2 separate regions of the Homo sapiens genome follow, and region 1 is linked to region 2. A link is a loop called in an ENCODE intact Hi-C map of the cell type or tissue named here. Cell type or tissue: HepG2. All regions are shown on one strand. Links, peaks and the distances in the headings refer to the core of each region. The heading gives the core; the rest is flanking DNA. Region 1 overlaps CEP78 (centrosomal protein 78). Region 2 overlaps PSAT1 (phosphoserine aminotransferase 1).

Region 1 (12,770 bases), core at 2,319-10,318, 48 kb after region 2:
GCTCTTGTGAATAATGCTGCTATCGACATGGGTGTACAAATATCTCTTCGAGCCCCTGCTTTCAATTCTTTTGGATATATACCTAAAAGTGGTATTACTGAATCATATGGTAGCTCTATTTTGATTTTTTGTTTGTTTTTGCATTTAAAGAAGTTTAAATAGACATAAGGTCTCACTTTGTTACTCAGGCTGGTCTCAAACTCCTGGCCTCAAGTAATCCTCTCAAAGTGCTACAATTATAGGAATGAGCCACCGTACCCTGTTCTATTTTATTTTAGTTTTTTAGGAAGCTTCATACTTTTTCCCATAGTGGCTACCTCATTTTACACTCTCATCAACAGTGCACAAGGATTCTAATTTCTTCATACCGTTGCTAACATTTATTGTCTGTTTTGTTTTGTTAATAGTAGCTATCCAAATAGATGTAAGACACTTTCCCAGGATTTTAAACTGGAACTGAGAAAATCAGTCTTTCCTATGACAGAAGGTATGCTGTGGAGGTGGAACTCTACAGTTAATTGTTATGTTTCTTTTTCTTTTTCTTTTTTTTTCTTTTTTTGAGTCAGCATCTCACTCTGTCGCCAAGGTGGTGCGATCACACACAGCTCACTGCAGCCTTGACCTCCCCAGGCTCAGGTGATCCTCCCACCTCAACCTCCCAAGTAGCTGGTGAGAGGTGAAGCTGGCTAGGCTTCTGGGTCGGGTGGGGACTTGGAGAACTTTTCTGTCTAGCTAAAGGATTGTAAACACACCAATCAGCGCTCTGTGTCTAGCTAAAGGTTTGCAAACACACCAATCAGCACTCTGTAAAAACACACCAATCAGCACTGTGTGTCTAGCTAAAGGTTTGTAAATGCACCAATCAGCACTCTGTAAAAACGCACCAATCAGCACTCTGTGTCTAGCTAAAGGTTTGTAAATGCACCAATTAGCACTCTGTAAAATGGACCAATCAGCACTCTGTAAAATGGACCAATCAGCAGGACGTTGGCAGGGCCAAATAAGAGAATAAAAGCTGGCCACTGGAGCCAGCAGCAGCAACCCCACCTGGGTCCCCTTCCACACTGTGGAAGTTTTGTTCTTTCGCTCTTCATAATAAATCTTGCTGCTGCTCATTCTTTGGGTCCGCACTACCTTTATGAGCTGTAACACTCACCGCGAGGGTCTGCGGTTTCATTCCTGAAGTCAGTGAGACCACAAACCCACCGGGAGGAACAAACAACTCTGGACGAGCCACCTTTAAGAGTTGTAACACTCACTGCAAAGCTCTGCGGCTTCACTCCTGAAGTCAGCGAGACTCCTGAAGTCAGCGAGACCATGAACCCACTGGAAGGAAGAAACTCCAGACACATCTGAACAGCTGAAGGAACAAACTCCGGACACACCATCTTTAAGAGCTGTAACACTCACTGCGAGGGTCTGCGGCTTCATTCCTGAAGTCAGCGAGACCATGAACCTACCGGGAGGAACAAACAACTCTGGGTGAGCCACCTTTAAGAGTTGTAACACTCACTGCGAAGCTTTGTGGTTTCACTCCTGAAGTCAGTGAGACTCCTGAAGTCAGCTAGACCATGAACCCACGGGAAGGAAGAAACTCCAGACACATCTGAACAGCTGAAGGAAAAAACTCTGGACACACCATCTTTAAGAACTGTAACACTCACTGCAAGGGTCTGCAGCTTCATTCCTGAAGTCAGCAAGACCACGAACCCACTGGAAGGAAGAAACTCCAGACACATCTGAACAGCTGAAGGGACAAACTCCGGACACATCATCTTTTAGAACTGTAACACTCACCGCAAGGGTCCGCGGCTTCATTCTTGAAGTCAGCGAGGCCAAGAACCCACCAGAAGGAACCAATTCCGGACACACTGGGACTATAGGTGTGTGCCACCAGACCTTCCTAATTTTTGTGTTTTTTGTAGAGACGGGGTTTTGCCATGTTGCTCAGGCTGGTCTCAAACTCCTGGGCTCAAGTGATCCACCTGCCTCTGCTTCCCAAAGTGCTGGGATTACAGGAGTGAGCCACCATGCCCAGTCACTGTCATATTTCTTGACATGTGAAGGAAGATGATCCATGTTGAGTGTTTAGGGTACTAATTAATACTAATTTAGAGGGGACTTTAAGGTCCCCTCTAAAGTTCTGAATTCAACTGAAACCTGTTCACAGCAGCACAATAGACTCAAATAAAGATGGTAATAGCAGCTTCAGTCCTTTTTAAGGTGGATTGGAGACTGTGACTGGAAGCCAAATCCAGGTTGGTCTTCCCATTCCTCTTCCCCCAGCAAATGGAATTTACTTACAAGGCAGTGACAAGCCTGCTATGTCCTGCCTTGCAACAGAGGCAGAGAAGGCCCCCATGAATCAACTACAGAAAATGAACAAGACCAAAGGGAAGACTGCATGCTACTTGGGGACAGGCAAGATCCAAAAGAGAACCAGAGGAAGGAGGCCAGTCTGCATATTGAGACTTTAGCAATCTCAGCAGCCTGAATGAGTCACTCCTTCATCCTGCGAGGATACAGGGAGTCTGAAAAGAAGAAGGCTTAGTCCCCAAAACATCTGAGGAAGGCAACACTCATCTTTATGGACTTAGGCTGACATCTGAAGAGAGAGGGAAATGTCCCTCTCCCTTGCCTCCCCAGTGTTTGGCTTATGTTTGGCTTTCTTAGTTTTTGTTTTTGTTTTTGTTTTGGAGATATGGTCTCGGTCTGTTGCCCAGGCTGGAATGCAATGGTACTATCACCATTCACTGCAACCTCCACCTCCCGGGCTCAAGTGATCCTCCTACCTCAGCCTCCCAAGTAGCTAGGATTACAGGCGTGGACCACCAGGCCTGGCTAATTTTTATTATTATTTTTAAAATTTGTATTTACTTTAAGTTCGGGGACACGTGCAGAATGTGCAGGTTTGTTACACAGGTACACGTGTACATTTTTAAACTTTTTGTAGAGACAGGGTCTTGCCATGTTGCCTAGGCTGGTCTCAAACTCCTAGATACAAGCAATCTACATGCCTAAACCTCCCAAAGTGCTGAGATTCCAAGTGTGAGCCATGGAGGGTTGGTGTGCTGGCTTCGTTTGGCTTTCTTAACCCCTAGGGCGCAGCACAGCCAGATGCAGCTGTTCCCCCTGGGTAAGGGTGCTGAGTGTCCCTGAGCCTTCCCCCTCACCTGGAAGCCTGCTCCGGGCCATCATCACGACTCCTTCAGGAGTCCTCCTGAGGTCAGTGATTGGACCCTGAAGGTTCTGAAATGGGTAAGAACAGAACATTGGCTGCATTTACTGAAGGTCATAAATGCCATAGGTTGGAAATTCACTCCGTAGTCTGTTCTTCATTTTACATTTCCTCAGGTAGGACATTCAATAGAGCTCACTGGAGATTATGCAGTGAACGCAAATGAAGGCATAAAACTTCTCCAAATAATAAATGCCAGCAATATTAAAATGCCCTGATTTGAACTATATGAAATACTTCACATTATTAAATTCTCAGGGAGGTATTAAGGTCTAAAAAAAAAAGGCATTTTTCTTGAAAACTGTGGTCTAAAGAAATTAAAAGTCCCAAACTTATTCTGTCCAATTTTTTTTTTTTTTGGTTTGGGGTCAGCCAGAGGGCTCATTTAGCAATGGTGGTAGACTCTGACTCCTTCTGCACAGCTGCAGTCCCCTGCAGAAGAACCTTGGCTTCAGGCTCTCCAAAATGCCACTCAAGATCTTGGGCAGCTGTCCTGAGTCCATGACTTATGAACTTAACTGGGAGAAATCCAGTCTTGTGAAGTCAGTCCTGCTGCTGTGGGGCCCTCCCCAACCCTGGCAGAAGTCCAGGGCTGGCTGAGGCCTGTGTTCCTGCTGGGGTAGCTCTCCTCTGAAGCTGCTGCTTCTCAAAACCATTAAAAGTAAACCCAAGAGGCTTCTCTGCCTCTTTTGAGGTAAGACTTCCCCAGCCCTAGCAAGCACCTGCCTCGTCCACGTGGGACCGTGAAGTCCTTGGAGAAATGAAGTTATTTCTCATTTCCCTGGGAGTTTCTCTTGATAGGAGGCTCACTAGTGCTTCAGCCTGCAGAGCTATGACAGATATAGGAGGCCAAGGACCAGCAAGGCCAATGCTTTCCAACTAAGGCCAAAGGCATGAGGCTTTTCCTTCTAGAGAGAACAGGTGAGATAGAATAGCCAGATGGGGAAGAACCCTGTTATGGTAGAGAAAAATCACAGTTTCCTGATGACAAACATGGAGAAATCCTAAATGATTATAACCTTTGTAAACTGTGAAGATGATTTAACTCAGATTTGTGGAAAGTTTCATCATGGTCCTCTTTAAGAAAGCAATCACTTGAAAAGCATGGCAAAATCACAGGCAATTGATGGTGGTGCCCGCCACCACGGCTGGCTAATTTTTTCTATTTTTAGTAGAGACGGGGTTTCACCATGTTAGCCAGGATGGTCTCAATGTCCTGACCTCATGATCTGTCCCCCTCGGCCTCCCAAAGTGCTGGGATTACAGGCTTGAGCCACCGCGCCCGGCCCAAATCTACTCTTATTAGTGAGAGAAAACACCGCACTGTAGCTTGTCTATTATATTCAACCACTAGGCCTTAAATACTATGGACTTCACATATAAGACAACTGATTTCCGGCTGGGCACAGTGGCTCATGCCTGTAATCCCAGCACTCTGGGAGTCTGAGGCAGGCAGATCACAAGGTCAAGAGATTGAGACCAGTCTGGCCAACATGGTGAAACCCCATCTCTACTAAAAATACAAAAATTAGCTGGGTGTGGTGATGTGCACCTGTAGTCCCAGCTACTCAGGAGGCTGAGGCAGGAGAATCGCTTGAATCCAGGAGGTGGAGGCTGCAGTGAGCCAGGATCGTGCCACTGCACTCCAGCCTGGCCACAGAGCAAGACTGTCTCAAAAAAAAAAAAAAAAAAGACTGATTTCAGCGAAAAGTTATTTAATATTTTTAAATATTTAATTTTTCAAAAACAAAAATGAATGGAATGGAAAGCCATAACAAAACATTTTGAGGCATTAGCCAATTTAAACTTGTAATTGTTATACCAACTAAATTGGAATTGGAAAAGAGAGCAACTGTAGAAAGTGATATAAGCCTAGGTGTCCCTAAAGAAGAGAAAATGAATACCATTTTTTTTTTTTTTTTGAGACAGAGTCTCGCTGTCACCCAGGCTGGAGTGCAGTGGCATGATCTCGGCTCACTGCAAGCTCTGCCTCCCGGGTTCACGCCATTCTCCTGCCTCAGCCTCCCGAGTAGCTGGGATTACAGGCGCCCGCCACCACGCCCGGCTAATTTTTTTGTATTTTTAGCAGAGACGGGTTTTCGCCGTGTTAGCCAGGATGGTCTCAATCTCCGGACCTCGTGATCTGCCCGCCTCGGCCTCCCAAAGTGCTGGGATTACAGGCGTGAGCCACCGCGCCCAGCCAATGAATACCATGCCTCACTTGCCGTTCCAGCCAGGCATCACAAAAACGGCCTGCAGTTTACTTGACTGTGAGCAGCAGTGTGGACCTGGGTAGAACTCACTCCTGCAGCCTCTCTGATACATAGTTCTGTTCTTTTATTATAGTTGGTGACAATAAATATTTGTGGAATAATATTTGTGTGGGAAAGATGCAAAGGCCACATGGTGAAGGAAGAAAACAGGTTTGGAAGTCAACAAATCCTGCTTTTGCCTTGTGCTACTTGAAGCCCTCAACCAAGTGAATCAATACCTCTCAGGCCTCATTCCTTCTTCTTTAAAATAATAACACCTTTTACTCCTTGTAGGTTTGCAATATTTGGAATAATATACAAAAGTGTCTCCTATCTGGTTACAATAAGGAACTCAATTCTTAGGTAAGATTTAGGTGAAGTTTGGCTTTGGTATAAAGAAATTAGAGCTGGTTATTTGGCAAACTGATTTTAGTGTTTTCAAACTCTACTCAAATTTTATCATTTAAGCTAGGATTATCTAGCTTTCAAGATTTTGTGGAGTTTTCTTGTTTTCTTAAGGAGATAAAAGCCGCCTTCACATTTCAAGGACTTTGAGGACCATCTTTCTAACACATTAAATAAACCAACTAATCTTCACTGGTCTCTCTGGAACAAGCTAATTATTATTTAATCTATAAGTGGGTCCTTATCTATTTCTAAACTACCAAGGTTGCCTTTTTTTTTTTTTTCAGTTCACAGTGGTTTAAAATGTACAAACTGTACTAAGAGAACTCGGGCATTCTCTGAGCCCTTTCAGCCCCTATCACTCACTATGTGCCTTTGTGAGCAGCCAGCCATACCTTCTGAGCACCTCAGTCACAGGGCAAAGTCTTCTTATTTTTTAACTTTTTGACCAAATTATATGTGAAAATTCTCAGGTAGATGTATCAGTTTGAAAACTCAGGTTTTCAGTGTCACAAAAGGGTTCTGAAAAGGGAAATCTAAAGAAAATTACCAGAAGACTATAGAGAGTTAAAGAGCTCAAGGAAGGTAGGCTTTGGAAGTAATTTGCAAATGCAGAAATGACTTTTAGCCATAAAATAAAACAAATGTGGGAAAGACTTGCATTGCCCCACGAGTAGCAGTTTTGTCAGGGGTAAACAGAGCAGATGTTTGAAACACTCTAGCCAGTGTTTCCAAACAGTAGGACATTACCCATTAGTGGATTGTGAAACATACTTCGTGAGTTGCCAACATAATTTTCTTTAAAGGCAAGGAATAGAACAGAACATGAATTAGTCACTAGAAGTACAATCAGAGTTGTTTGATGCAATTTTCCATTAATTATACGTGCACACAAGGAAGGTGGGGCCAGGACTACTACTTTTAACTTTGCAGAAAGCTTCATTTTTACTGTGGGTTGTGGTTAAGTTAAAAACATTTGACTATGCCATGTAGGCGACTCCAACACTTCAGGAATACAAAGCTCTGAAAAGAGGTTATGTAGCAAAGCTCATTTTCATTCACATTGATAATAGGTCAGACACATTTTTGAAGAAAAAAATGGACAGAGCGTAAAGGATAACAGAGTACACATTTTCATTTTCTATGATGAAAAGGAATTTTAAAAATTGTCTGTTGTACATAAAAACTTTTTTTTTAAACCAAACAACCTAGAATTAAATGGAGTAAAATGTGAGAAGCCCCCCTTTTTTCCTCCTTCAGCAGACAAAACCGCTGTCAATAGCTTGATATGTGTTATCACAGACTCTTTTCTAGGGTGCACACACGCATATATGCTACGTATAGGTAAACAAGTTTTAACTATACAAATGTAAACAGGAGTGCGTGGTTACTGTGCAACTTCTTCGTCCTGTCAATGTCTTAGAAATATTTTCATGTCCACACTAGAGAGCTATTGTCTTTATCTGCTGCAGAGTGTTATATGTCAGAAATTGGTATGTACTAATTCAACAATTTCTGCATTTCTGTACATTTATGCTGTTTCTAGTTTTTTATTATCTCAAAAAACACTTCACACAGTCTTGTATCTGACTCTTTGGGCACTTGTGTGAATATTTCTTCAGGCTGGATGCCTAAAATTAGTCATTAGATCAAAGGCTGGAGACATTTCACATGTTGATACACACTGTCAAACTGTCCATCCAAAAGCTGTATCAATTTCTACAATGACTGAGAATACTCCTTTCCTCACATTATCTCCAGCACTATCACCAATCTTTAATAATCTGCCATTTCAATGTATTGAAAAATAGTATCTCATTTTAACTTTAATTTTCCTGATTGCTTACGAGGTTGAAAGTTTATGTTTATAGTCTGTATTTCTTATTTATAAAATATTTTTATAGCCTTTGTCCAATTTTTGTTGTTTGTAGGTGCTCTTTATATTATCTTAAATCTTCTGTTCTATTACATGTATTTTCCCACTCCTTTATTTATGAAATCTAATTTTATCAAAGTTTTGTAAAAAGTGAAAGGTTTTACTTTTTAAAAATGTAGTCAAATCTATCTTTTTTTTCATGGCTACTGGGTTTTGTGTCTTGGTTGGGAATGCCTTTCTTACACATTTATTACAATTTTTTTCCAGTATTTTCTTCTAGTTATTTTTAATTTCCATGTTTAATTCATCTTGATTTTTTTCATCCATGATATGAAATAAGAAAAAGTAGTAAATAACCTCAACATCATTTACTGAATAGTTCAAACCCTTCTCTACTGACTTGTGATGCCATTTTTTAAATACATATATATATACATTGCTCTGTTCCTAGGTTCTCGGTTCTATACCTGTGATTATTCCTGTGTGAACAGCACATTTACCCTAACTCCATGGATTGTTTTGAGATGTAATCAAAATTGCTTTATGCCTGATGACTTTCAGATTAATGTTATAATCAGGTTATTACATCCATTTAAAAAGCTTTACTGTGGTTATATGAAATTGCTTTGAATTTATAAATTAATTTGGTAGAACTATTTATTATGTTGGGTCTTATACATGGCATACCTCTATTTTTGTGTTTCTTTTATACCCTCTAGCATAGATTTATCCTTTTATTTATATAGGCCTTACATTTCTCTTGTTAATCTTATTTCTAGATAATATTTACTTCTCGCAGCTATTGTGGATGAGAGTCTATTTCCTCATACATTTTCTAATTGGTTATTGCTGGTGTACACACTTTTCATACCGGTGTGTTGGTGTTGTGCACAGCCTCCTTATTCAGCTTTATTAGCTGTAATAGCATGCCAGTAGATCATCACAGGGGGTTTTTTGTCCAAAAAAAAAAAGACCCCATATTTACAAATAACGAGAGCCTTGTCTCATTTCCCAAAATGTGTACTTTTTAGTACCGTTTTTATCTTAGCAAAAACTTTTCACCAAGTTTGTTTCCTGTGGATTTCTGTTAGGTATATTTAATGAAGCCAAGAAGCTAAGCTAAGGAAGTTTCCTTCTATTTCGAGATTGTTAAGAATACCAGAGGATGTTGAATTTATCACATACTCTTTCAGCTTGTGAAGATGACTATACTTCTTTAATCTGTTAATTTAGTGAGCTACAGTGAGTTACTCTTCACTCAATCTTGCATGTTTTGGTACAAATCTTCCTTGAAAATGATATATCTTTTGCTACAATGCTGAATTCAAACTGCTAGTTTTATTTTGGATTTTTTGCACCTACATTAATTGAATTTGGTTTAGTTTTCCTTGTGTTTTATTTGTGCAGTTTGCTATAAGGATTACGCTAACCGTATGGAATGAATTAGGGAGCCTTACATCTCTTTTCTATCCTCTGGAATGGTTTACAAATAAATGTGCCCCTGGAAGGTTTTTCTTTTTCTCTTCTTGAGTCGGAGTCTCACTCTTGCCCAGGCTAGAGAGCAGTGGTGGCATGATCACAGCTCACTGCAGCCTCGAATCCCGGCCTCAAGCGATCCTCCCACTTCAGCCTCCTGAGTGGCTGGGACTACATGCACGCACCACCATGCCTGGCTAAGTTTTGGGTTTTTTTGTTTTGTTTTGTTTTTTAATTTTTGTAGAGATGAGGTCTTGCCCAGGCTGGTCTCAAACTGCTGGTCTCAGCAATGTTCCCACTTTGGTGTCCCAAAGTGCTGGGATTACAGACATGAGCCACCACACCTGGCCCCTTTAAAGTTTTTCTAACTGTATTTTTTTTTTTTTTTTTTTGGAGACAGAGTTTCCCTCTTGTCTCCCAGGCTAGAGTGCAACGGTGTGACCTCAGCTCACTGCAACCTCTGCCTCCCAGGTTCAAGCGACACTCATGCCTCAGACTCCTGAGTAGTTGGGATTACAAGTGCCCGCCACCAAGCCCGGCTAATTTTTGTATTTTTAGTAGAGACGGGGTTTCACCATGTTGGCCAGGCTGGTCTTGAACTCCTCATCTCAGGTGATCCGCCCACCTCGGCCTCCCAAAGTACTGGTATTACAGGCATGGGCCACCGCACCTGGCCTCTTTTTAAAAATAAGTTCTTGTCCTATTTTTTCAATTTCTCCTAAGATGTTTCGTTTATTTACATTTTCTATTTTTTATCAATTTTTACAATCCATATTTTTAAACAGTCACATTTCATCTAGTCTTTCAAATTTATTGGTTTAACACTACACAATTATTTATAGTAAATTATAAAAGTGCTCATAATTAAAAATATCTCTTCTAGTTGTAGGTATCCTTCTAAAATTATTCCTAATGCTGGCAATTTTTGTTAATTACTTCTTGCTTTTTTTTCTTTATCATATTTTACAAAGGTTTATCTTTCATTTTTAAAAACCTGTGTTTCACTGATCAAAATTTGCTATTTTATTCATTTCTGCTTTTACCAATTCCTCACCTTTCTTTTGGTTTATCTCTTTCTTAGCTTTAAATGTTTAATTCATCTCTTTTGTCTTCTTTCTTCCTGGAAAGTAAATCAAAATCTATACAATTTCCTCTAACACCTCTTTGGTAGAATTCCTCAGCTTTAGAGAAGTTTTTATTAATTCTAAATAATTTGCAATTTATTTTGATTTCTCCTTTAAATGAGTTATTTAGAAGATCATTTAAAAATTTCCAAGTGGACAGGCCTTTTGTTACTATTATTACATTATACAGAGCACATGATCTGTATGATCTTTGAATTTTGTAAGTTTTTTACCTTCATAGGAATCATTTATATGAATGTTCTATTGGTTTTCCAGGAGAATATACTTTGTATTCATCATGGATACAAAATATTTATGTTCAATGGTATCCTTCATATCCTGATCTACTGATGGGCAAGAGGGATGAATTTTTTAAGCTCTAATATTATTATAGAGTAAAACTAATTTTTTTGAGAGTATGCAGTTCTATAAATTTTAACATATGTATAGACTCACGTTACCACCACCGCAATCAGGATACAGAACTGTTCATCACCAAAACAAACAAACAAACAAACTCCCTTGTACAGCCTCTTTGTAATCAACTCCTCCCAACCCCAACACCTGGCAATCTCCAATCTGTTCTGTCACTATAGTTTTGTCTTTTCAAGAATGCCATATAAATGGAATCATACAGAATGTAGCCTTCCGAGACTGGCTTTTTCACTCAGCATATGATGTTGAGATTCATCCGAATTGTGGCATGTTTGCCACCATATGGATACATCGCTATCCATTCACCTGTTGGAAGACATCTTGGTCACTATGAATGGAGCTGCTATAAATATCCACGCACAGGTTTTGTGTGAACTAAGTTTTCATCTCTCTAAATACCCAGGAGTGGGACTGCTTGGTCATATGGTATGTGTATGTTAGCATTTAAAGAATCTGCCAAACTGTTTTGAGTGACTGAGTCATTTTGCATTCCTACCAGCTGTGAGGAACTCCAGTTGCTCTGCATATTTATCAGCATTTCAAAATGTTAGCCATTCTAGTGTGTGTGCAGCAGTCGATCCACTGATTCTGAAAAGAGATGTCTTAAAGCTTCTTGTTATAACTGGCTGGCCATTTTTCCTTGTATTTCTAAATTCTTACCCTATAATTTTAAGATGAAGGTTTTTGTTTGTTTGAGACGGAGTCTCCTCTATGGCCCAGGCTGGAGTGCAGCGGTGCCATCTCAGCTCACTGCAAACTCCGCCTCCCAGGTTCAAGCGATTCTCCTGCCTCAGCCTCCCGAGTAGCTGGGATTACAGGCATGCGCCATGACACCCAGCTAATTTTTTTTTTTTTTTTTTGTATTTTTAGTAGAGACGGAGTTTTGCCATGTTGGCCAGGCTGGTCTTGAACTTCTGACCTCAGGTGATCCACCCACCTCGGCCTCCCAAAGTGCTAGGATTACAGGCGTGAGCCGCTGCGCCCGGCCTAACATCAAGTTTTTAAATTGCAGATATATTTTTTTAAAAAATCTTCTGCAACACTGTACTTATCAGCCAAAAGAAGCTTTTGTCCCCTTTACCAATTTTCACCTTGGGTTCTATTTAGTCTGCAGCTAACACAGCCACATTTACTCTTTAGCATCTGCCTGGTATATTTTTGTTCATCTCTTTATAATCTATGACAGCGTTTTAGATTTTGCAAATAGCACACAGTGGGATTTCATGTTTTTACTCAAGCCTAAGGATTCCAGAATTTAACCTGTTCATGTTTATTATGAGTAAAAAACTTGATCTTGCTATATTGTGGATTTTTTATTTCTATGTAGCTTGTTTCTTTTTCTTTCCCGTCTTGTTGGACCTAAAAATTCCATTCCCTCTTTCCAGGTAGTTTTGTAGCTATTAAAGTTGTTGACATACATTTGCTTCCCTCTCTTCTCATGGCAAATGGCAATTCTGCACTTCCCTGGTCTGCTGAACTCAGGCATAACCATGTGACTTTCTTTGGCCAAAGAAATGTGAACAGAAGTGACATATGTCACATCTAGACAGAAGCTTTAAGTCACAATATATGCTGCATCATACTGTCTTTCCTTGGACACTGCAACCAGCAATGTTCCAAATAGTGACGTTCCACCAGCCTCGCTTCCAGATTGAGGTTGATGTTGAATAGGGGCCTCTAGCCAATCTGCCAAAGGCAAACTGCATGGGCACAAATAAACCTATGTTGTTGAAAGTAATTAAAATTTGGGAGCTGTTAATGCAACATCACCTAACCTATCCTTACTAACATACCCTTAACTTTATATATATTTTAATATATTTTTTCAATCAATACCTAGAATCAAACACTACCTGTATCCTTCCCATGAATAAGACAATATCTAGGACAAGCTTTCACTTTCTGTGTCCTGCCATGCCTCCATTCATGTTCAAACCTAGAACTTTGGTTGGACTTTGTTTTCA
Region 2 (12,770 bases), core at 1,821-9,820:
GAGACATACAAAGGTCAAGTTTTTTGCTCTGATGAATATTTTCCAGCAATATCTATTCCAGAACCTCCCTGTTTGGCCAGACACCAGTGATTACCCCTTGTCCGTATGTGGTAGTTAACCATTTTCCAAAAGCTTTCAGATTTATAAAGATGGTTCTGGGGGAACTCACAAGACACTAAATTTCCTCATTCAACCACAGAATCATATTTGACCATTTTAGTAGAAAACGAAATTGGATACTAAGCTCTTGAAAAAATATATATATTAAAAGTCCACGTATGTGGTGGTGGCTCATGCCTGTAATCACAGCACTTTGGGAGCACAAGGCAGGTGGATCACTTGAGGTCAGGAGTTCGAGACCAGCCTGGCCAACATGGTAAAACCCTGTCTCTACTAGAAATATAAAAGTTAGCCAGGCGTGGTGGCAAGTGCCTGTAATCCTAGCTACTTGGGAGGCTGAGGCAGGAGAATCACTTGAGCCTAGGAGGCAGAGGTTGCAGTGAGCCAAGATCACACCACTGTACTCTAGCCTGCACAACAGAGACAGACTCCATCAAAAAAAACAAAAGGTCCATGTTATGTGACAGATCATACCTCTCTGCCTTTACTCCAAGCTCAGTTTATGGTACTCAGAAAGACCAACGTGACCTACATTAAGATTTTTCATTCAGCCAGACGCAGTGGCTCTTGCCTGCAATCCCAGCACTTTGGGAGGCCAAGACAAAAGGATCACTTGCAGCCAGGAATTCAAGACTAGTCTGGGCAACATAGCGAGACCCTGTCTCTACAAAAAAATTTAAAAAGTTAGCCAGGCACAGTAACATACACCTGTAGTCCTAGCTACTGGGGAGGCTGAGGCAGGAGGATAACTTCAGCCTAGGAGGTCGAAGCTGCAGTGAGCTAGTATCACGCCACTGTACTCCAGTCTGGGTGACAAAGCGAGACCCTGTGTCTAAAAAGAACAGACTTCACTGGGCACCTCGAAGGGCAAGGCAGGACACTAGGTGCTTGAGGTAGAGAACCATCGTTCTTTCCATGCTGCTGTATGGGGAAGGCACATATGCAGCCACCTTGGCATAGTAAAGAACAAAACAGAGATGGTATAATGGGAGAAAAGGATCCCCCTGGTGAAAACAAAGGAAAAGAACATTGTCCCAATGGAAAGGACACAAATGAGTTTAGGAAGAGGTTGGCGGGTGTCATCTGGTCTTCCTGAGTGGGCACAGAAACTCCAGGCTTATGTCATAGTGTGGGCAAATGCATGCCACTTTCCAAGAATCACAAATGCAGGAGAGGTGCAAGAGGCCATGTCCCATGCTACAAAGTCCTGACTGCCAGGCTGGGAGTACTGGACTTTGTATGCATCAACAAAGAGCACAAGGGGAAGTCATAGTTCAACTGGCTGTGGTGGGAGGGGAATATGGGGGCAGAGAAGAGACTGCTGAATAATCCACTGAGGGCTGACATAGCAGAGCTGACATGGCAATGGAATGAAAATTAGCAGATATTTGAGAAGCACAGGTCTGATACAGATGACAGGGATGTGCAACCACATATGAAAGGGTGAGGAAGGAGGGGAGGCTGACTCTGAGCATGACTTTTATGTGTGAACACTTAGTTGGAATCCATGGACTGCCTGGCTTTTGCTACTTAAAACTTCATTGTGGTTATTATTCACATCCTGCATCGAGCCCTTGTTTTAAACTTTTAAACATCCTTAAGGTAAGTGGTGGGGGAGTTATTTCAACCCTCCTGTTACAGATGACAGAACCAAGCCTTGGAGCCTGTGACCTGAACAGGGGAGCCAACTAACCAGTGCAGAGATGGGACAAGACACTGGTGGAGTCCTCATTATGCAATCAAATAAACCAGGAAGATAGCTCAAAACAGTCCTAGTGGCATGTTTCTGGGGCAAATGGGACAAAGCTCATAGAACTTTACACCTTCAGAGCTGGGCACGGTGGCTCACGCCTGTAATCCCAGCACTTTGGGAGGCTGAGGTGGGCGGATCACCTAAGGTCGGGAGTTCGAGACCAGCCTGACCAACATGGTGAAACCCCGTCTCTACTAAAAATACAAAAATTAGCCATGCATGGTGGCTGGCACCTGTAGTCCCAGCTACACGGGAGGCTGAGGCAGGAGAATTGCTTGAACCTGGGAGGGGAGGTTTCAGTGAGTCGAGATTGCGCCACCACACTCTCCAGCCTGGGCGACAAAGCGAGCCTCCATCTAAAAAAAAAGAACTTTACACCTTCAGCTGCAATGGAAGGTGGTTTGCTGATAATGCCCATTCCAAAAGCAAATGGAAAGCTCCCACACCGTGTTGAATTTTTTTAAATGGATGCACAAGAATTAAGTCTTAGATCTTTGGTTGAACTAAATTACCCTTAGCAGGTGCTATTTTTAGACCTCAAGCTTTCCCATCATAAAGAACAATTTGTCTAAAAAGCAGGTAGAGAAATTCATTGACAAGGGCTTAGATGTTTTAGGACTTTAATGTTCTTTACATATTCAACATAAAATACTGACAATAGATAAACAATAGGGGAAAGACTTTTCAGCAAAGTATCACTCTCGTAGTCATACATTACAAAGAAAACAGTAGAGAACAAAGGATAGGGTAATTTAACAGAAATGTTTAGTTTAATGGCATAATTGAAAAACAACCAACCAATCAACTTTCTCTTCTACCTATGGAAAGAATGGTAAAAATGAATCAAGAACTTCTAGGTCTTTTTCATAAAACAGCTTAAAAAGAGGAAGGCGAAGACTGGGGAGGGGGTACAACTCTTGCTAATGGAATGCTATAATGCACAAGGTCAAGGATTTAATAAATTCTAAAAGTGTCTACATATATCAGTGATAACTGTATTATTAGAAATATAAATGTATAGAAATATAAAGTATATGGTATTAAAAACAGACCTTGCTAATATAAACATATATAAAGTATGTCACTTCTCCTGTAATAACAGCATAAAGATCGATCTACAGTTTGCCCTTCGCCTGGCACTCTTAAACCACTCCTCCAATGGTCAATGTTGACCTTGAATCAACAGCCGCTGAACCCAGGAGACCCCACAGATGTGTAGATTCAGCACCTAGAGGGCCCCCCTACCCTCTGTGCTGTGTGTTCCCATGACTCCAGAAATAATTAATCGCAACTTGCATTATTAAGTCCACAGGCAAGTTTGAAATCTAACTAGAAAAAGTAGCAGCAAAGGCAAAATACGCGGGAATTTGTTAGAAAAGCAACAAGATTTCTTAAAATGCTTCCAGTTCAAGTCAGAATTAAGGTGACATTAGGTCCCACCAGCTTTACAGAGTTGTGGATGTTTTGCTGTTGTTCTTTCAAAAAAGAAGAATCTGCAATAAACATGTTCATTTGAGAAAAATACTGTGTTAACTTTTTGTAGCCATCCCCAAGTTACTTTAAACTTTGTATGTTGTTCAAGAACAGAGTATATCCTGGTTAGGATGTGTTCATAGCTGATGCATCTCCAAAAATTTTTTCATGAAGGCGGCCAGCTTCTGAACGTCTTCAATTGTGACAGCATTATACAGAGAGGCCCGGATGCCTCCCACAGACCTAGAATGACCAAAGATCCAGGCATTGAGAACAAAAACGTCTAATTTCGCATCAAAACACCTTTTTCTAGCCACTGGCTCCTGAGAGTTGCAGCACCTGAGACCATCATTTCCGGTCTCCTACCTAAAAACTCCCGACACCTGGCACAGAGCTTCACACGTCTCAGTCATCAGAAAATTCTCCCTTAAGCTGTGAAGGTTCACCATGCTCACATTTAGAGTCATTCGAACTATTCACTCTTGGCAAAGAAAGCAAGCAAGATGTGGGGAAGAAAAGGTAAGTTGGAAGAAGATAGCGATTCTGTTCAACATTCATGAGCCTGTCGTGACAGTGCCAGCAAGATCGGGGCTGGGCTATTCTCATGTGAGGACATTCCCTGCTGCTATTCTCATGTGAGGACATTTATTTTTCATAGAGCATGCAAGACTAGCTACTAATTTGATGTTCAGTTGGAATAATAATGATTCTCTACCTCCAGAACAGAGTGGTGCTGGCCTCATCAGAGATGGAATGGCAACCTCTGTGCTATACGAGCAGTGTAAGAGATTTTCAAAGGTAATTTTGCCAAAACCCTCATGGAAGATGGAGCTCCATTATACTCTCAGCTGGGGAATTATGCAAAGGGTTCCATAAACAACAGGAAGAAGGCACATCCTTATAACAGCTGGGTTGGCCCAACAAATTACATAACTGCTACTCCAAGCTAAGCAGGCTCCTATAGATTTGTTTTATTCTGCATTTGAAAAACTAAGCTAATTCTTTGCCAAGCTCGTGCATTGCAGATGTACTCACCTATGCCCTTTCAAGGACAACATATTGAGTTCAAGAGCTTTATCAAGAAATCTTTTTTCTAAAGCATCATCTCCTTTGGCATTGCCAATGCGGAATGGAATATTCATCTTGCTTCTATTTTGGGGCTCCACTGGACAACTGAAAAACATGTTTATTATTCCAGCTACTTTTCTGAAATGTATGGGTTGTCATAAACAAATCAACAGATTTTTTTTTCTTAACACTTCCTAGATGCAAGCAGAAGATTTTTTAAAAAACAAAAAACAAAAAATCTGCCCCAGCACATTTATTGTTTACTTAGGGAAAACAAACTCTTGCATATGGAACAGTGGGTTATCATCCCCTTGTATGACTTGTACTTAATTTCCATCAGCCTCAGTTTCCTCACCTGAATACTGGGAATAATAATATCTCCATTTCAGACTAGTTGTGACGGTTTAGTGGTACTACATATATGAAGCTTCCAACACATGGCAGCTGCACGGCAAATGTGAGTGACCTCTTTCTCTGCAAGGCTGCAGAGAAATAATAAGTTGGTCCTATAGTGGCTGTAAGGCAAAAATAATGAGCAGCAACTTCCAAAGGACTTACCATGGTGTATTGCCCCAAGCTGTGTGACCCTGAGCAAGTTACTTAACCTCTCTGCTATGCCTCACCTTCCTCATCTGAACAGTGGGAATAATAGAGGAACCTACCTCAACCACCTCAAGTTGTTGTAAGCATTAAATAAGTCAGTCTTTATAGAGAATTTTTGTGGCCCATTTAAAAATAAGAAGAGGTGGAATCTAGTTTTCCATCTTTTGAATCTGGGCTGGCCTTTTGACTGGCTTTGGCCAAGAGTTTACAACAGACTCTTTGCACCTTCCAAGCCTAGGTCTCAAAAGACCTTACAGCCTCTCCTCCCGCTCTCTTAAAATATTGCTGTCATGGCCAAGCGCGGTGGCTCACACCTATAATCCCAGCACTTTGGGAAGCCGAGGCAGGTGGATCACGAGGTCAGGAGTTTGAGATCAGCCTGATTAACATGGTGAAACCCCATCTCGACTGAAAAAAAAAAATACAAAAATTAGCTGGGCGTGCTGGCACACACCTGTAATCCCAGCTACTCAGGAGGCTGAGGCAGGAGAATTGCTTGAACTCGGGAGGTGGAGATTGCAGTGAGCCAAGATTGTGCCACAGCACTCTAGCCTGGGCAACAGAGCAAGACTCTGTCTCAAAAAAAAAAAAAAAAAATATATATATATATATATATATTGCTGTCACTTAAGCATGTTTGAGCTAGAGTGCTGGAGATAAGTGTCCCAGCCAACAGCCAGCACCAACTGCCAGATATGTGAAACCACTGTAGACCATCTGGCTCCAAATGAATAACCAGATGACGACTTCAGTAGAATGAGGCATCCCAAGACCAGCAGAAGAACCCCCTAGCTGAGCTCAGCCCAACCTGCTGACCCAAAAAACTACGAGCAAGTGAATGGTGGTTGTTTTCAGTCACTTAAGTTTTAAGGTGTTCTATGATGCAGAAACAAATAACTGACACAATTTAAAACTATGTCTGCAACATATTAAATGCTATATAAGTACCTGTTAATACATCTATCTTTTTAAAAATTTTTATTTTAAATTTTTCTGGGTACATAGTAGGTGTACATATTTATGGGAATAAATTCATCTTTTTATTCCCAGCACTTTGCATAAGGTACATATCGACTCTCAAAAATGATTATGAGTGAATTTTTGTCTAGGAAAGGTTCGTGTTTGACTTCAGTTTCTGCTTTGGAAAATAAGCAGCCAAAATTATTTTTCACTGGCAACCAAAGGAGACAAATGGAAGAATAGCTGACATTACTCTGCAATTTTTTTAAAAAAAGGTACAATGTGTAATAACCCTCTCTTTCCCTTTGCTCAAGTATATCCTCTTTTATTCTTACACTTCTACGGGTGGAATTCATTAAAATTACAGCAAATAAAGGCAGTGTGAGAGGCCCCCTGAGGGCACATCTGTAATTCTTGTTAAAGTTAATGAGAGTCTAGTACACAGCTTCAAGCAAAAGAGAGGCCAAAGGGGGAAACAAATATGGGGAAAAGACTTTGAGCCTGAATTCCAGGCCCCACTATTCGAAGTGGTAGGTTTCACGGCTGACATTGAAAATAAACATTCAACGGCTACCCTCTTTTGATATTCCACTGCCTCAGGCTCCCAATGTGAGGCTCCAATCAGAGAGGTGGAGCAACAAAAAGCACATTTAACTTAACAGAAAAAAATTGAAAGCAGGAAGAATTAAGCATCCGTATTTACAGTTCCTCTCCCTGCAATTTACCCATCCTATCATGAAAGTAGAAGATATCACAAAGCAATAATGTCATAAAAGTGAGAAATTAAAGACTAAATTGTCATGCAACAAATATTTATGCACTACCCATGGGAGAGTGTCTCTAGTATGGGGCTGGGGGGAGAAAAAAAGATTAAGGGAAATTAACTGCTTCCAATCTACAGAGAGATGGCTCCGGAGGGAATCACAATTATACGTAGGAAGTGCTGTAACAGCCAAGGGCTGCAAAGGCAGAGAAGCCAGATAAGGAATTCAGCAGCGGCAAGGTTGACAGGTTTCAGGGGAGGGGACAAGGCATGGTTCCAACAGATGAGAAGAAAGGGCATCTGGCAGACAGCTGCATCTGCAAAGGCACAAAGGCTTCCGGCAAGTCTGCTGACTTAACTGGAGCACTGGCTTCCTGGCTGGGGTGGCTGGAAGACCTACAGGGCCGGGGCTGTGGAGTGCCCTGCTGGGAACTGGACTGGATCCTTGAGCAATGAGGAGTAATCCACAACAAAATGCGGTCTGTGTTTTAGAAAAATAATTACAGCACACAGAGGAGAGACTGGGGGGTGAAGAAACTGGGAACGCACAGACCTGCTGGAAAGCTCTTATGAAGAACTTTCTACGGTTCCAGTATCTAATATGGCCACAGTAGTCTTGATGACCAAAATCATTTTTTTCCATCTTTAGGAAGCTACATGGGAACAACCAGATCACACAGCCCTGAAGCTACTGTGCATGTGAATGAACCTGTCTTCTGCTTCATTCCTGAAAGCTGCACCTCTGTTTTGGATTCTATATTGTGTTTGTGTATTTACATTTTGATTCATAGTAATGTCTCATGCTATGGGTTTGCACTGAACGCAAACTGTAAATTAAAAAAAGGAAATGGCTGGAAACAAACAAAAAAAAAGCTTTCTAGGTCAAAAGAACTAGGGCCTGTACCAAGGTGCCGGCACCGAGGAGCTTCAAGCATGGGCGGCAAACTCTAAGCCAGCATGTCCCCGCACCACTCACATAAATGAGTAGGACGGGCCGGTGTGGAAGGTGCAAACAAGCTCTCTCACATTTTAAACGTGGAGGACTAGTCTGAAAAAGAGGCTCTCCCTTTTTTTTTTCCTGAAACATATGGCTATCCCTGTCAAAGTTTCTTTTTCCCATTTTCACAGGCACATGGATTATGGAATAAGAAACCAGATCTCTAAGTATCTTCCAAGAGCCCAATATTGGCTCAAGTTGTGTTTTTAAACATGGGTGACCCCGTCAAGCACCACTGTGGGCTGGATCTAGCCCCTGCTCCCCAGTGAGCAATCAATCCCTGGAGTTAACACCAAATTTCAGAGGTGACCAGGTCTGTTGTTTGAATGGGTTGAGGGCCGAGGTAGGAGAAGGGGCCAAGGCAGACTGAGAGGCTATGTGGGCTATGGATGGGCATGGAACCAGCTGGAAATCCCAGGGCTGCAAAGATTTAAGGAGAAAGTCCAAGTGGGAACCAGGGAAAGAGCCGCACTTCCCAACATCTTGGTGGAGCACGAAGATGTCAACAGGCATTCTGGGAAAGTGGTTCCATGGCCAGAGAAACTTAGGAAAGCTGCATTCACAGAGCTAGGCAGACCTCCTCACTCCTGACTTCCTGAAGCCTCTCAACAGCTCACCGACCACGTAAATGAGGAACCCCAGGAGGTCAGACAGGAACGCAGTGTTCCCCCATGACTGAAAAACCCTTCCTATTGTGGGGATGAGAGTTCCAGACAGTCCCCTCGGAGACACGCTGCTCAGGGACACACCGGGACTTTCCAAGGTACTGGAGGAGGGGAACATGGCAGAGGTACACCTTCAGCCAGGGACACCCATCCCACGAAGGTGGTAAGGCTCAGAAGGGAACGCAAGAAAGTCACAGGAGATGAGCAGGCAGTGAAGAAACATCACTCCACAGTCAGGCCCCTCTGAAAGGATGTGTCAGATACACAGGGAATGAGAAAGAAGAGTATGTGAAGAGAAGCCTACCAAATGCAACCCTATGTAGGCCTCTCCTTACTGCCTGGTTTTGTCAACAAAAAATTAATTTTAAATTTGTACATGATTATGAAAATCTAGAATAAAAATATGAAGATCTGCCACCCCTCTTCCCACAAGAGGTGGCTACCCTAATGGTCTGCTGTGCATTCCTGAAGATCATTTTAGATATACACATGTACGTCTGTGTGCATATGCATGTATACATGTATGTGTGTCTATGTGTAAATATGTATGTATATATAACTCTTGTAGTTTTGTTTTTGTTTTTGTTTGAGACAGGGTCTCACTCTGTCACCCAGGCTGGAGTGCAGTGGTCCAATCTCAGCTTACTGCAGCCTTGACCTCCTGGGATCAAGCGATCCTCCCGCCTCAGCTTCCCAAGCAGCTGGCACTACAGGCATGTACCACCACACCCGGCTAATTTTTTATTATTATTATTATTTGTAGAGACGAGGTCTCACTATGTTGCCCAGGCTGGTCTCAAACTCCTTGGGGTCAAACAATTCTCCCACCTTGGCCTCCCAAAGTGCTAGGATTACAAGCATCAGCCACTGTCCCTGGCCTTGTTGTAGTTTTTAAAGACTAATAGATTTGTCTTTTCCTACACTTGCTCTTGCTCCTTTTGGTCTGATGACATAACACAGTCATCTTCCCATGTCTGCTAAGAGACCCGCTTCATCCTTCTCAATGCAGTCATTCCATATTACCCACAGATCCTCATTGTTTTCATCAGACCCCTACTGATGGGCACAACTGCATATTTCCACCATTACATCTTACATTGGACTTGCTGGTCCCTAATTTTGTGCACACCACTGTACCCAGGCAGAGTGCTGGGGAAGGGTAAATCTGTAGACATCAAAATCCTTGGTCAAAGCCCATGTAAGTTTTGAATTATAATGAGCGCTGCAATCTTTGCTCCAAATTTGTCCAGATTTATACTCTCACCAAAAGTGCATGCCCTTGCTGGCACCAGATGTTATCAATCCTTTTAATGTATGCAGATGAAAGGCAAAACATATCTCATGGGTTTAATCTGCATTTCCTAAGGAACTAATGAAGGTGGCATCTTTCCATTTGTCTATGAGGCAGCTTGCATTTCTTCTGAGTTGTTTCCTCATACTGTTAGCAACCACCACACCCCCACTTTTATTTCCTTATCCTTTTTCATTCATCTGTGGGTTCTTGCCTAAATTAAGGATAGTAACCTTTATGTTTAATATACTACAAAATCTTTCTCATTCTGTCATTTTTGATTCTGTTTATGATGTCTTAAGCCATATAAAATTTTAAAATTTTCATGTAATTAAATACGTCATTCTTTTACTTTATAGCTTGAGTTGTATGTTTAAGGCCTTCTGCACTCCTGGACATAGACAGCAGCAGAGGTTCTGGAATGAGCCTTCCACCCCCATGTTCGTAGCCTGGCTGGTCCCACTTTCCAGCTGCATCCTTGTCCTATCTGTGCTTCTGCTGCATAGGCTCAATGTCTACTTCACAGGGTTGTGATGACAACAAAATGCATTCACATGTGTAAGGTGCCTAGGACTCTGCCTGCTTCATTTTATTTTAGGGTCTTCGCTAGACCCATCACGTGCCTCCTTCTCTTTCCTAAGGCCTGGTACCCACATAAGGTGATAAAGGTGACCTCAGATCCAGACATGGAATCTGTCACTTGGACATCCTTATATAATAAAATTAATATATATTATATACTTATATAATTAATTATATTACATAAGCTTATATAAGCACTGTGTGTCAGGAATATCATAATTGCTTTATATAACAATAACCACAAATAATGATATTAAGAGCTAACATGCAAGGAATGCTTCCTGTGTGCCAACCACTGTTTCTAGCACTTTATACAAATTAACCAGCACAAGAGTCCTCAATCCTTAATGTAAAAATGCTCTCAATCCTTATATTATATATTCTTGATTCAGAAGCATTTCCTTTTAATTCTCTTGACAATTTTAAGAAGTATGTATCATTACCTCCATTGTACAGATGAGAAAACTGTGGCTTAGAGCAGTTAGGTCATTTGCACGAGGTCACACGCACCACCGTGGCAAAATGGGGCTTCTAAGCCCAAGGTGCTAAACGGCCCACGTGGGCTCAACATGGGGTCAGTCAGCACAGTGTGGGTGACTGGGCTATGGAATCAACTTGGAGGCTTCGATGGTTGTCTTATCTAGTCCCAGAATTCCCTGCCAAGGTCACTGGCAGGGCTGGTGAAACCCCCAGCAAACAACCTGGAACTATGTTAAGGAGCTGGTTTACGAGTCAGGGGGCATGGAAGTGGGGAGGGGGTGCATCTTCTCAGAGACAAAAATGAGGAGCAAAGGTGGTGGTAAATTGCAAATTCTAATTCTAGGTATTCCTCTTTAAAAGTGGCCACCTCCCATGGGGCCATGTTGCTCAACTATTTCCATAGTTCCAAAGAAAAGAAGAATTTCCTGAAAATCTAAGTGAGTTCAGGCACAGCCTGGGAGTCTCCAGCTATAAACAGAGGAGAGACAGAGTACAGCCTCCTCTCTACTCCAGTAACAAGGTCCCACAGAACACCAAGTGCCTGGGATGACGCTTTCCAGGCAGGCAACTGAGGGGGTGGTGGGAGTTCCTAGAAAGAGGTTTATTCTTAAAAGGACTGGAAGTCCTGGGTCAAGGCAGTTCAGAAATGAGTGAAGAGCTCTGGGTGTGAAGGATGACCAGATTCCCCAGGAGATGACCTGCCCAGGAGATGACCTGCCTGCCACATTAGTTTGGCAGGCTGCCTTCTGGGAGAGGCCCAGGTTTAGTGCTTGGAGTTAAAGGACCTAGGCGTGGCGGGGGGGGATTCAGGAGAGTCCCAGAATTCCTTCTATGCTTTCTTATTTTGTTCCTGATGCCCTTAATTTTTTTCCCAGTGGTATCACCGTTCTTTCTGTCCTCTAACATCATGTCTACACATCTCCTGAGAAATGTATAGAGCTAAAAGCTAATAGAAAAATTGGTCTCCCGTCCACTATACCCACCAAGTGCTTTTACTCACATTCAGGTTCTCAGCACTTTTTAGGGAGCCAGGGAAGATGATTTATTCTTCTCGGTCTTCCAGGAGCCTAGAACAAGGCTAGTGTACAGAGCAGGTCCTCAGGAGCCATTTTATGGATGGATGGACGGTTGGATGGATGGACAGATGGATAGATGGATGGGTGGGTGGGTGGATGGGTGGGTGGGAGAATGGATGAGTGGATGGATGGATGGATGGACAAGTGGGTAGATAGATGGGCGGATAGGTGGAAGGGTGAATGGACAGATGAGTGGGTGGGCGGGTGGATGAATGAGTGGATGGATGGATGGATGGATAGATAGATGGGTAGATAGGTGGAAGGGTGAATGAATAGATGGGTGGGTGATGGATGGATAGATGGATGGGTGGGTGTGTAGGTAGATGGATAGATAGGTGGGTGTGTGGATGGGTGGGTGAATGGATGGATGGGTGGGCAGATGGATGGATGGATGGATGGATAGATGGATGGATGGAAGATTGATGGATGAGTGGATGGGTAGGTGAGTGGATGGATGAATGGATGGATGGATGAATGGGTGGACAGATGGATGTCTGGATGAGTGGATGGGTGAATGAATGGGCGGGTGGATAGATGGGTGGATGGGTGAATGGGTAGATGGGTGAATAGGTGGGTGGAAGGATGGGTGGGTAATGGATGGATAGATGGATGAGTGAGTGGGTAGATGGATGGATAGGTAGGCAGGTGGTAGATGAATAGATGGATGGGTGGGTCAATGGTGGATGGATGAGTGGATGAGTGGATGAATGTATAGATGAATGGGTAGACAGATGGATGAATGAATGAATGAGTGAATGAGTGGATGGATAGATGGGTAGGTGGGTGGATGGGTGGGTGAGTAGATGAATGAATGAATAAATAGGTGGACTAAACACGCCCTCACACACTTCCACGGACCTTCTTCCCAATCCCAGCATAAACCATGCCCTTCAAGCAGCCCATGTTCTGCTCCCCAAACACACTGTACACTCTTCCCTC

Evidence for each region. Hi-C counts contacts between places; a loop is a spot of excess contacts. Peaks named below come from ENCODE experiments on the same cell type or tissue, not always from the same donor. Only the 100,000 strongest peaks of a DNase experiment are listed, where the experiment ranks them.
Region 1: it touches region 2 in a loop (10-fold over the local background); 3 of 110 quality-filtered maps call a loop at or near these places.

The regions. Positions count from the first base shown.
Region 1 is chr9:78,272,476-78,285,245 of GRCh38, reverse strand. It overlaps CEP78 (centrosomal protein 78), which reads right to left. Exons shown (of 17, transcript NM_001330691.3): 17 at 5,556-12,770. Among named protein-coding and RNA genes, the nearest start is that of PSAT1, 18 kb to the left of the region's middle. In HepG2, for the core only: no CTCF peak of the experiment used is centred there; DNase peaks (open chromatin) are centred at 3,815 and 6,635; H3K4me3 peaks cover 792 bases.
Region 2 is chr9:78,319,800-78,332,569 of GRCh38, reverse strand. It overlaps PSAT1 (phosphoserine aminotransferase 1), which reads right to left. Exons shown (of 9, transcript NM_058179.4): 8 at 4,382-4,519; 9 at 2,477-3,589. The coding sequence ends at 3,484. Among named protein-coding and RNA genes, the nearest start is that of PSAT1, 29 kb to the right of the region's middle. In HepG2, for the core only: no CTCF peak of the experiment used is centred there; no DNase peak of the experiment used is centred there.